Regions from separate parts of the Homo sapiens genome. Here region 1 is linked to region 2. A link is an interaction called in ENCODE POLR2A ChIA-PET data of the cell type or tissue named here. Cell type or tissue: A673. All regions are shown on one strand.

Evidence for each region. ChIA-PET counts read pairs that join two places held together with the same protein. Peaks named below come from ENCODE experiments on the same cell type or tissue, not always from the same donor. Only the 100,000 strongest peaks of a DNase experiment are listed, where the experiment ranks them.
Region 1: POLR2A ChIA-PET joins it to region 2 with 7 read pairs; 2 of 35 experiments call an interaction of 5 or more read pairs at or near these places.

The regions. Positions count from the first base shown.
Region 1 is chr1:157,100,931-157,105,930 of GRCh38, forward strand. No RefSeq gene overlaps it. Among named protein-coding and RNA genes, the nearest start is that of ETV3L, 3.6 kb to the left of the region's middle. RefSeq lists an enhancer at 4,379-5,000. In A673, no CTCF peak of the experiment used is centred here; no DNase peak of the experiment used is centred here.
Region 2 is chr1:157,980,110-157,985,109 of GRCh38, forward strand. It overlaps LOC105371459 (a long non-coding RNA gene), which reads left to right. Exons shown (of 3, transcript XR_922186.2): 2 at 3,126-3,228. Among named protein-coding and RNA genes, the nearest start is that of KIRREL1, 11 kb to the right of the region's middle. In A673, a CTCF peak has its summit at 2,352; DNase peaks (open chromatin) are centred at 1,518, 2,202 and 3,896; H3K27ac peaks cover 4,833 bases.

The DNA of each region.
Region 1 (5,000 bases), 880 kb before region 2:
ATCCCATCGTAGCACAGGACATCGTACTCAAAGGTGCTTTATAGATATTTGTTGAATTGGTGAACCATGGACAGGAACCGGGAATCTTGTGGTTCTCCGCTGAGAAGGGTGGGGAGTTTATGGAATGAGCCCTAGTGAGATAGACTTGCCTGATATAGGAAAAGAGAACAAAATATCTAAGCTCTAAAGCCTTCTGGATGGAACAGAAAGCCTTCTGGATGGTGCAAAAGGCTGGTTTCCACTATAACTAATGGAAGATGAAACAATATGCAAAGGGACTGGGAGAGGCTGCCTTGGGGATGCAGCACATGGGAACTGCTCCTGGTGGGCCAGGGCATTGGGAGGTTCCTGGGCGCTTAGGACTGCCTGTGAACAGGGTTACGTGACCCGGGCCTGGCTCTCCATCTCTGGTGGAGTTAGTGTGCAGTAGTCTCAGTGAGAACTTATTAGGCTGTGAGGTCTGGAGGGCGTGTGAGGATTTGTCTGGAGGGCATGTGAGGATTTGTCTGGAGTTGCTTCCTCACTTTCCAGAGGAGGCTCAGACAGGGAAAATGACTTGACCAAAGACAGGTGGTGAGTTAGCTGCCCTGCCCCCTGACTCCTAATCCATAGCACTTTCTCATATACTGAGTTGCCTTAAGACTTAAAAAAAAAAAAAATCTATGTTGGTGATTTTCAGACTCTAATGCGAATAGGAATGATCTGAAGGTCTCTTTAAAATACGGATTCTGATTCAGTGGGATTTGGGGGACCTAAGACTCTGTACTTCTATTATTTATTTATTTATTTATTTATTTTTTGAGACAGAGTCTCACTCTGTCACCCAGGCTGCAGTGCAGTGGCATGATCTCAGCTCACTGCAACCTCCAGGTACAGGCAATTCTCCCACCTCAGCCTCCCAAGTAGCTAGGACTACAGGCACCCATCACCACGACTGGCTAATTTTTGTATTTTTAGTAGGAATGGGGTTTCATTATGTTGGCCAGGCTGGTCTCAAACTCCTGACCTTAAGTGATCCACCCGCCTTGGCCTCCCAAAATACTGGGATTACAGGCGTGAGCCACCGTGCCCAACCAAGACTCTGCACTTCTTTTTTTTTTTTTTTTTTTTTTTTGAGACAGAGTCTTGCTCTTTTGCCCAGGCGGGAGTGCAGTGGTGCAATCTCAGCTCACTGCAAGCTCCGCCTCCCGGGTTCACGCCATTCTCCTGCCTCAGCATCCCGAGTAGCTGGGACTACAGGCACCCGCCACCACACCCGGCTAATTTTTTGTATTTTTAGTAGAGATGGGGTTTCACTGTGTTAGCCAGGATGGTCTCGATCTCCTGACCTCGTGATCCACCTGCCTCGGCCTCCCAAAGTGCTGGGATTACAGGCGTGAGCCACCGCGCCCAGCTGACTCTGCACTTCTAACAAGCTCCTAGGTGATGCTGCTGCTGCTGGTCTGCAGACCATACTTTGAGCAGTGAGAACCCATAGAACCCATGGGATGCAGCAAAAAGAGGCTGTGGATATCAGAAAGTCAGGGAACCCTAGACACTTCAGGTTGTAAGAATCCTGGCACCTCCCACTCCTGGCACCAAATCATCTGGTCTCTCGCTCTCCGTTTCCCAGGGAATGCTCAGTGCCAGGGATGTAAACTGACAGACAGGCAGTTAGGGGTGGGAGCTTGGAGGCACACATTGTGGCCTGAACTGAGAGTGTCTCTGGAAATTAAGGTGAATAGGGCAGTGAGTAGATCCAAGCTCACCTGGAATCTGCATGAATAGGTTATCCTACTCATCCCTCTGTCTCTAAACTGGCAGCTGACATTCTGGAGTCTTCTCCCCTTTCCTCCCCTGAAGCAGATGCCCCCACTCCTCTTCCAACCTCCTTTCCTTCCCTGTCTACTTGGAAATTCCTCCTCAGTCAAACCTCAATCTGATTAGGATCTCTTCTGCTTCACCTTAGGAAAATGGGCTGGGAAATGGGGCAGGGTGCAGAGGTGAGTTTTGAGAGATTCCAAGGTACGACTGTTCTCTGGAGGAAGCTGATAGAATTTCCTATGGCTCCCCCTGGCACCTGCTGAGTCTGATGGTGTTTTCTGGTCTGAAGGATGTGAATGAAACCTTAGGGTAGATTTAGGATCTGGCAAGAAGAGAATAATAAACCCCACCACTGACCAGACACTCAGTGTGCTCTGCACTACTTTAAGCGATTGAAATAGACATATACTGAAACCTCACAGGAGGTAGCAGAGGGGTTGCATAACTTCCCTAAGGCCATACAGCTCTTAAATAAAAGAGGGGAAAGCAAGACCTTGAGTCAAGATTTATAGTGTTCGGCCATCTAGGTAGGCTCCCAACACCCCCTCCCCGACTCCCCCAAAAGAAAAAAAGCCTCAAAATACAAAACCAAAGTGGCATGAGTAGGCAAGGTCAAGTCTCCAAGCTTCCTGATGCCAGCAGTCTCCTCCCCAGCCTCTCCCGTGTCTGTGAGAGTCCCTGGTGGATCCTTAAGTCTCTGAGGAGCTTGCCAGCTCTGGGTGTGGAAATCCTTGCTGCTGACAAGTCCTGCCAAACGCCTTCCCTCCATCCTTCCTTTTCTACATGAGCCTCGGAGCTGACTGGGGAACACTCAGAAAACACCAGGTCTCAGTTCTGCCTTCATGTCCAAGAGCTGTTCTTGGCACTTAACCTTAACTCCATGCGCTTCACTTTAATCCATGCTCTGGTGGTGATGCTCCCAAGGCTGGGGGAGGTAGTCCCATTCCGTCCCCACCCCGCCCCTATCTTCCAGGCTCCCACTCCTCCCCTCTTGTGCTGTGGGCTAGACACACAAAGCTTGGGGAAGCTCTAACCATGGGTTCTGCACAGCCACTGATTCCCCAAGACCCCCTATGGCAAGATCTTAGAGGAGAATGAGTATTGAAAACCATAAATCAAAAAGGATCATAACCCAATCTCAAATGATCAAAGTGGCTTCTCTTAAGCACTTTGTGTTTCTTGAAGGGTTGTAGCAGCCAGCAATTAGTATTGTCATCACACCATCATTCTGATTACTAATAATATGATTAACCCCCTTGGCCAGTGTAAATGTTCATTACAACACATGTATGTTTTAGGTCATTACTTAATAAAAGCAATACAGATGCTGAAGATAACAGTAGAGAGTAAGCCTTAAGCTAGGGCTTGGAGCCAAAGGAAATGTCCAAAGCACAGGTCACCTTTTGAAGATTTTAGTTAATATGAATTGAGCCCCTATCATGCTCCCAGTATGGGGTTTAACATGTTTTCCTATGTTACTTCATTGACTCTTCACAATAACCCTTCGAGATGGGCATTATCTGTTTTGTATGCTAAGGAAATTGAGGCTCAAGATTAAGAGACTTGCATAATATCCTGGCCAAGTGGTGGAGCTGGATGGGAACAGGTCTGTCTGACTTCAGGCTCCAAGCTGTAATCAGTCAATCAGGGCAGAAAAGTTGAGGATGAAACTTCAGAGCAGAGAGGTGAGGCTGATGGGAGGCCCTGGGCCCTGAAGGAAGCACTTCTAGTCTAAACCCTCCATGTGGGCTCTTTGCTGGAAAAATTATCCACAGAGTCCCCAGAAAGCCAGAGGACAGCCAGCCAAATGGGCAGAGAGCAATACAGAAAGGATGAGAAAGACAAGAACCTACAGAATCTTAAAAAAAAAAAAAAAAAAAGTCAGAGTGTTCAAGACCAATGCCGCATGTATACAAAGTGGAAAGTTGCATCAAAAGTCCCTTTGTTGTTGGGGCCTTTTAAGGGGCTGAAGTGGATTGACTGCATAATCAGATTGATTGGACAAACCAAGTGTTTTCAGTGACTGCTTGATTGATTCAGTGGGAAAATGGGACTGTGTGTAAATACAAAGGCAGCGGGAAGAGATGGGCCATGTGAGTCAGCAAGAAAGAGAGTGAATCAGAGAGTATCAGAAAGAGAAAGAGTGATGCAGAAATCAAAAGCTGTGGACACAGGTGAGGTCCAGAATATGGCCCAGGGGATGGAAAGATCAGAGTGGAGAAACCAGCTTAGAGGAGCGACAGTGCAGGGAGAAACCCCTTGGAGACATTGCGTTGGTGACCTCCAGGGGGTATTTTGTGCTCGTCAGCCCTGAACAAACTGCATCCCCCACCCCTACACCAAATCCCCAATCTGATTAGAAGCTTCTGGTCTCTCCTCTTGATCTCAGCCCCAAGTGGAGAGTGGTTAGTCCTGAGACCTGCTTTAATGCTATTAGTTAAAGCTGCTTAGGTAGGAGAGCAAGAGGGGCTGGGGGCCTGGGAGGGTCAAAGCCAGTCGCCTTTTTCCTTGGAGAATTTGGGGGAAGGAGAGGGCTAGATACCCTTCCTTCATGTCCCCTTAACTTCTCTTTCCTTCTCCCCTGACCAAGGGATATGCTGGCAGTGACCCCAAGGGCATCTTTTCTCTCCCTGCCCAGGCAATAGAGAGGACCCCTTTTTGATGCTGGGTGCTGGGAATCAGCCAGACGAACCCTGTCTCCCTCCTGCAGCCTCAGCTCTTCCTTCTATCTCCACAGCTGGGAGAGCCTCCCCGAGTGGGGTCCAGCAGCAGTCCTGCTTCTCCTTCTCTTTCCTCAGTCCTCAACGCCCCTCCAGGCTCCCTCTCGACTGCTGTCACTGCCCAGTCCCCTCATACAGCCTCAGATCTCTGCCCAGCCCCTCCTCTTAGTCCCCCTGTCCCTTGCAGATGCCTCCAACTCTTGTCTCTTGGGTCCCTGGGGGCCGTGGGATTTAAAAGTTTTGTGTAACTCCGTGGAGCAGAAATCCAAACCCAGACACTCCCATCCCCTGCCCCTCAGACCTGTCACGATGGGCAGCTGAAGGTCGGGGGAAGGTCATCCCCTGACACACCTTCAGGGACCCAGGGGCTCGGGAAGGGACGAGGGTGTCTGGAGACCAGCTTCCAGCTCCGCACCCATCCCTCTGCCTGTCAGGCCCCGGCCGGTCTCCACTTCTCTCTGTTTGACCGGTTTATCT
Region 2 (5,000 bases):
ATTAGATACATACTTGAAAATTTATTTTTAAAATGCGAAGAGGAATCATAACAAGTTGCAAATTAAAGAGTTGGCAAATCAAAAATCATTTAGAATCCAGAAAAATAACATAGTAATTTATATTAATTAACTGCCTAGCACATTTACATAGTATTTTTTTACTTTTTCTGGCAGCATGCTCTTTGATGGATTCTTCATAATGATTTTGTCATTTTTTTATAGAGAGAGCAGAAAGATAATTTAGTTTTCCTCTAGCATGTTTGATGAAAATTTTTATTATTATTATTATTGATAGTATGTAAAAATGTGTTTCAACGTTAAAATTTTGTGAGGCCGGGCGCGGTGGCTCACACCTGTAATCCCAGCACTTTGGGAGGCCAAGGCGGGCAGATCATGACGTCAGGAGTTCAAGTCCAACTTGGCGAACATGGTGAACCCCATCTCTACTAAAAATACAAAAAAAATTAGCCAGGTGTGATGACACACACCTGTAATCCCAGCTACTGGGGAGTCTGAGGCAGGAGTATCACTTGAACCCAGGAAGCAGAGGTTGCCATGAGCCAAGATCATGCCACTGCACTCCAGCCTGGGCGACAGAGCAAGACTCCATTTAGAGAAAAATAAATAAACAAATAAATAAAAATTGCTCTTGGTAATACCACATATAATTTTAGGGTAGGCCAGGAATGGTGGCTCACACCTGCAATCCCAGAATTTTGGGAGGCTGAGGCGGGAGGATCACTTGAGCCCAGTAGTTTAAGGCTGCAGTGAACTGTGATTGTGCCGCTGCGCTCTATCCTGGACAATAGCAAGACTCTGTTTCTATTAAGAAAAAAAGAAATTAGGATTGTCAGATTTGAAAAAGAAAGCTATGCAAATTTTTTTTCATAATAGAGCTGTAAGATTTCAGGACAGTTCAGTCTTTCTTTTGTAGTAACTAATCTTAAATACTTGTTATAAAGGATAATAGTCAGTCAGTTTGTCCTAGATGTAGTGGTCTATTATGAAGTTTATGAATGTTATTTTTATCAACCCACCAAGAAATTTAGAACTTTTTGCAGTGTATTCCTATGAATTACTCTTCTTCATTAATTGAATTATTAAACAATCCAAGATCTTATTAGAAATCTATCTCTTCCTCTTACTGCAGTATCTCTTTGAGGATAATCTGAGTTTTATGTTACAATTCACTTCTTAATGTCAGAATAATTTCTATCTAACAATTTTATATAAAAATCAATGGGGAACATTTTTGTATGGTATGTTTATAATTGTATATCCCACCTTATTAAACATATTCCTGAGGGGAAAAACTTCCATTTTGATAAAGCACCAGTGAGAACCCAATCCACTGCTTGCAATGTTACATGACTAGTGATTAGGAGAATTTTCCATGGACTGGCTTCTGGCTTCATACAGTTCAAATACTACTTCCAGGTCCAGGCACTAGAGGACATGTTCTTGCTACCATGACCCTCAGGTTCTGAATCTTTATGTCATGATGATACCTGAATCAGTCAGCTCAATGGCTGTAGGAATATTCCTGGAAGCCATTCCTATACCAGAAGTTAGCAACAACTATACATGCAGGTGATCATGGGCCACATCACATACCCCTTTAATCAAACCTAAATGTAGGCTGGGCGAAGTGGCTCAAGCCAGCATTTTGGGAGACCGAGATGGGTGGATCACTTGAGGTCAGGAATTCAAGACCAGCTTGGCCAACATGGTGAAACCCCGTCTCTACTAAAAATACAAAAATTAGCCAGGTATGGTGGCACACTCCTGTAATCCCAGCTACTTGGAGAATTGCTTGGAGAATCCCAGCTACAGGAGAATTGCTTGAACCTGGCAAGTGGAGGTTGCAGTGAGCCGAGATCGCACCATTGCACTCCAGCCTGGGCAACAAGAGCAAAACTCTGTCAAAGAAAGAAAGAAAGAAAGAAAGAGAGAGAGAGAGAGGGAGGAAGGAAGGAAGGAAGGAAGGAAGGAAGGAAGGAAGGAAGGAAGGAAGGAAGGAAGGAAGGAAGGAAGAAAAAAAACCTAAATGTATTTTCAACTCAATTTCCACTTAGGCAGACCCCCAAAACACCCATGGTTCCTTCCCCACCTAATATGAGGGGAGGGGGGGCAGAGAGAAAATTATAATGGAAAGAGACATCAGACTTAATGAACTGTAGTTACAATATCTTACTCTTGCATCTTTTATGCAGAACCACGTGAACATACTAGCAGGGTGCCTCCCAGGGCCTTAGGAGGGCCCTGAATGAGTGAGCTTCATTAACTTTATGATAAGTCTGCCTCCGGTTGTAGACTCCATAATTTCAAGGGCTGTAGAGGTCTCTCTAGTACACCTCCAAAATGCCTCCTTATCAAGTATAAGGGTGTCTATAATTACACTGTCAGAAATGTATTCCCTTGGTTACAGCATTGTGCCAATGCTAGCTCTCTTATAAAATACGCTTTGGTAGGGGGTATGAGGGGAGGCAGGATAGGGAGTTCCTCACATTTTAGTATGAATGCATTCACCAGGAGATGTTTAGAACTGTAGGAGAATTCTCACGGTTGTAGAATAAAGTATCAAGAAAGAGAGACCGTATCACCAAAGGCAAACTTTCTTTACTTCACATTTTGTGTGTAAAGTGGATGTGCTGCGTCCTACAGCCAAATATGGGATTACAAGTGGCCTATGTGAGGAGATAGAGTGAAAGAGAACCCATCTAGCATACAGCATTATTTTTAGTCACTTTTCAATTATGAGCAATAATAGAAAATAATTATTAATAGTATTAATAGCAATTTCTCAACAAAATCACTTTGCTTGGTAAGTATTTTGGATTTTATTGAGTGCTTTAAGCTGCGTGTTGGTGACTTAGTTCAGGCTGAATTGGAGAGACATAATTTTTCTAACTTCCTTTGGCTTGCTTCCCCCGCTGCCCTCTGTCCACACTGCCCAACCTCAGCTTAAGAGATCCTGACTCAGGGACCAGCCTAGCTGAACTCTCCCTACACCTACCCCATCCACCTTGGGTGATTTCCAGGCCACACTTTCCATGAGCTGAGCACTTGGTGATGTGTTTGTGAGAAGGAGAATCTCAGTCCACCTTGCTTCTCTCTCCATTTAGACTCTAAACAGAGGTAGGGGTAAAATCATCTAAGAAAATCCAGGGTCAGAGGAGTGGAGACTGAAGAGGAGAGCCCTTGTTGTGAGCAGCGAGCGGCTGGCAGGTGAGTGTTTATCTCTCTCTGAGCTGACTCTGAGCTTTCTTTTCCCTATGTAAATGAAGCAAGGGAGGTGAAGGCCCCCAGAATACAGACAGGGCCTGGGCTGCCTTTTTCATAGCAGTCATTCTCTGAAAAGTTTCTTCAAAAACTCCACTTTGATAACCCCAGTGCCTGAGCGAGCCGCATTGGAACTCTCTGTGAAGAGGCAGGCTCTCAGCTGGCTGTGTGCAGTGTCTTTGAGAAGAGAATACAAACCCTGGGATATTGGATAGAAATTAGGCTGTGGAACACACAGCCCAAGGTCTCCAGGAATAGAAGAAACATGATGGAGTTTGACACACTGGGTGAGCATCCTGTGGTCACATTCACATACTGTGTGCCTTTGGGCAAGCTGCTTAACCTCTCTCTGCCACAATTCCCCTATACAGAAGTGGGAATGATAATGCCTATCTTGTCATTGTGAAGATTGAAACTAATGCCCATAGCATGTTCAGCATAGTGTCAGACATGTTGGAGATGCTCAAGGAGGACTGGGTTGGCAGGAGGGACAGATATTTGGTTGAAAAAATGTGCCCTGAGCTTCCTCCCTGTGACAGGTCCTGAGCAAACCCTTAGGGAGGAACTAAGATGTGTGGGGAAGGCTTTCAAAGTTTAAGGAGGAAACAAGCTATGTAAATACATGACTGTAATAGTAAACAGGTGGCCTCCAGGAGTGGAGAGTCAGTGGCTTTGGAAAGAGAGAACTAAAAGTCATGCCCTCACATCAGGCAGCTCAGGGAGAATGTCGTGTCTGGGTTGGGACTTGAAGGAGGAGTTTTGACCAGAGATTATGGTAGAAAAATACATCACGTAAAGGGGAAAGCATGAACAAAGAAGTAAGGGAGTAAAAACCTGAAGACTTCAGAGAAGAACTAATACGTTGGAGATTAGGATCCATGTGACATACGTGAATAAAGCTGGAAGGTAACAAAGCTGTCCATGAAGCTAGAAGGTAAGTTAAGGCCAGAGGGTTTGCGTGTCTTGAATGCGCAGCTTAAACGTTCAGAATTCTCCAAAAAGCAAAGAACCATTGCACGTTGTTGAATACATATTTTGGAGGAATGGCTCCGCTTTTCAGAGTAGCCAAGTATCCCCAGAGCAGGTGCCTGGCCCAGCCATCCTGTTTCATCAGAAGAACAAGGAATGTGGCCACCACTGAACAGGGAAATGAGGGAGGGCAGGCAGGGAGAAGTACTAGTGAGTTACACCGTTATAAATACACTTTAGGGCTGTGTGAGTTGGCCATAAATCGCTGCACTGTGCTCAGGTGATGTCACCCGACGCTCGGCTGTATTTATAGCTTTGTTCACTGTTCCCTGGGATTTTTTTTCTTGGCACATTCGAGGTAATATGTGTCTCGCCCCCACACACTCATCCTGAACAACAGAAGATAAACTTTTATGCCACTTCTGCTCATCTTCTCCCAGCTCCTTGGAAGGATGATTTCCTGGACTTACCAAGTGCCTGCTTAGTTGGGAATATCCTCTTGCAGTTCAATTGCTAGCCCCCTGGCTTTGTACTCTGAAATGGAGCTCAGCCTCCTCTCTACTCCAGTAAATCCTTTGTGGAACTCAGAATCAGAAATATCTCCCTTTTTGCCAGGCACTCTGGTAACAACAGTGAACAACACCAGTACAGGCTCTACCTGCACAGGGCTTATGATCAAGCATGGAAAACAGACATTGAATACTTAATTAGAAGGGAGATGAATGTTACTAGTGGAAATAGAAGGTGCT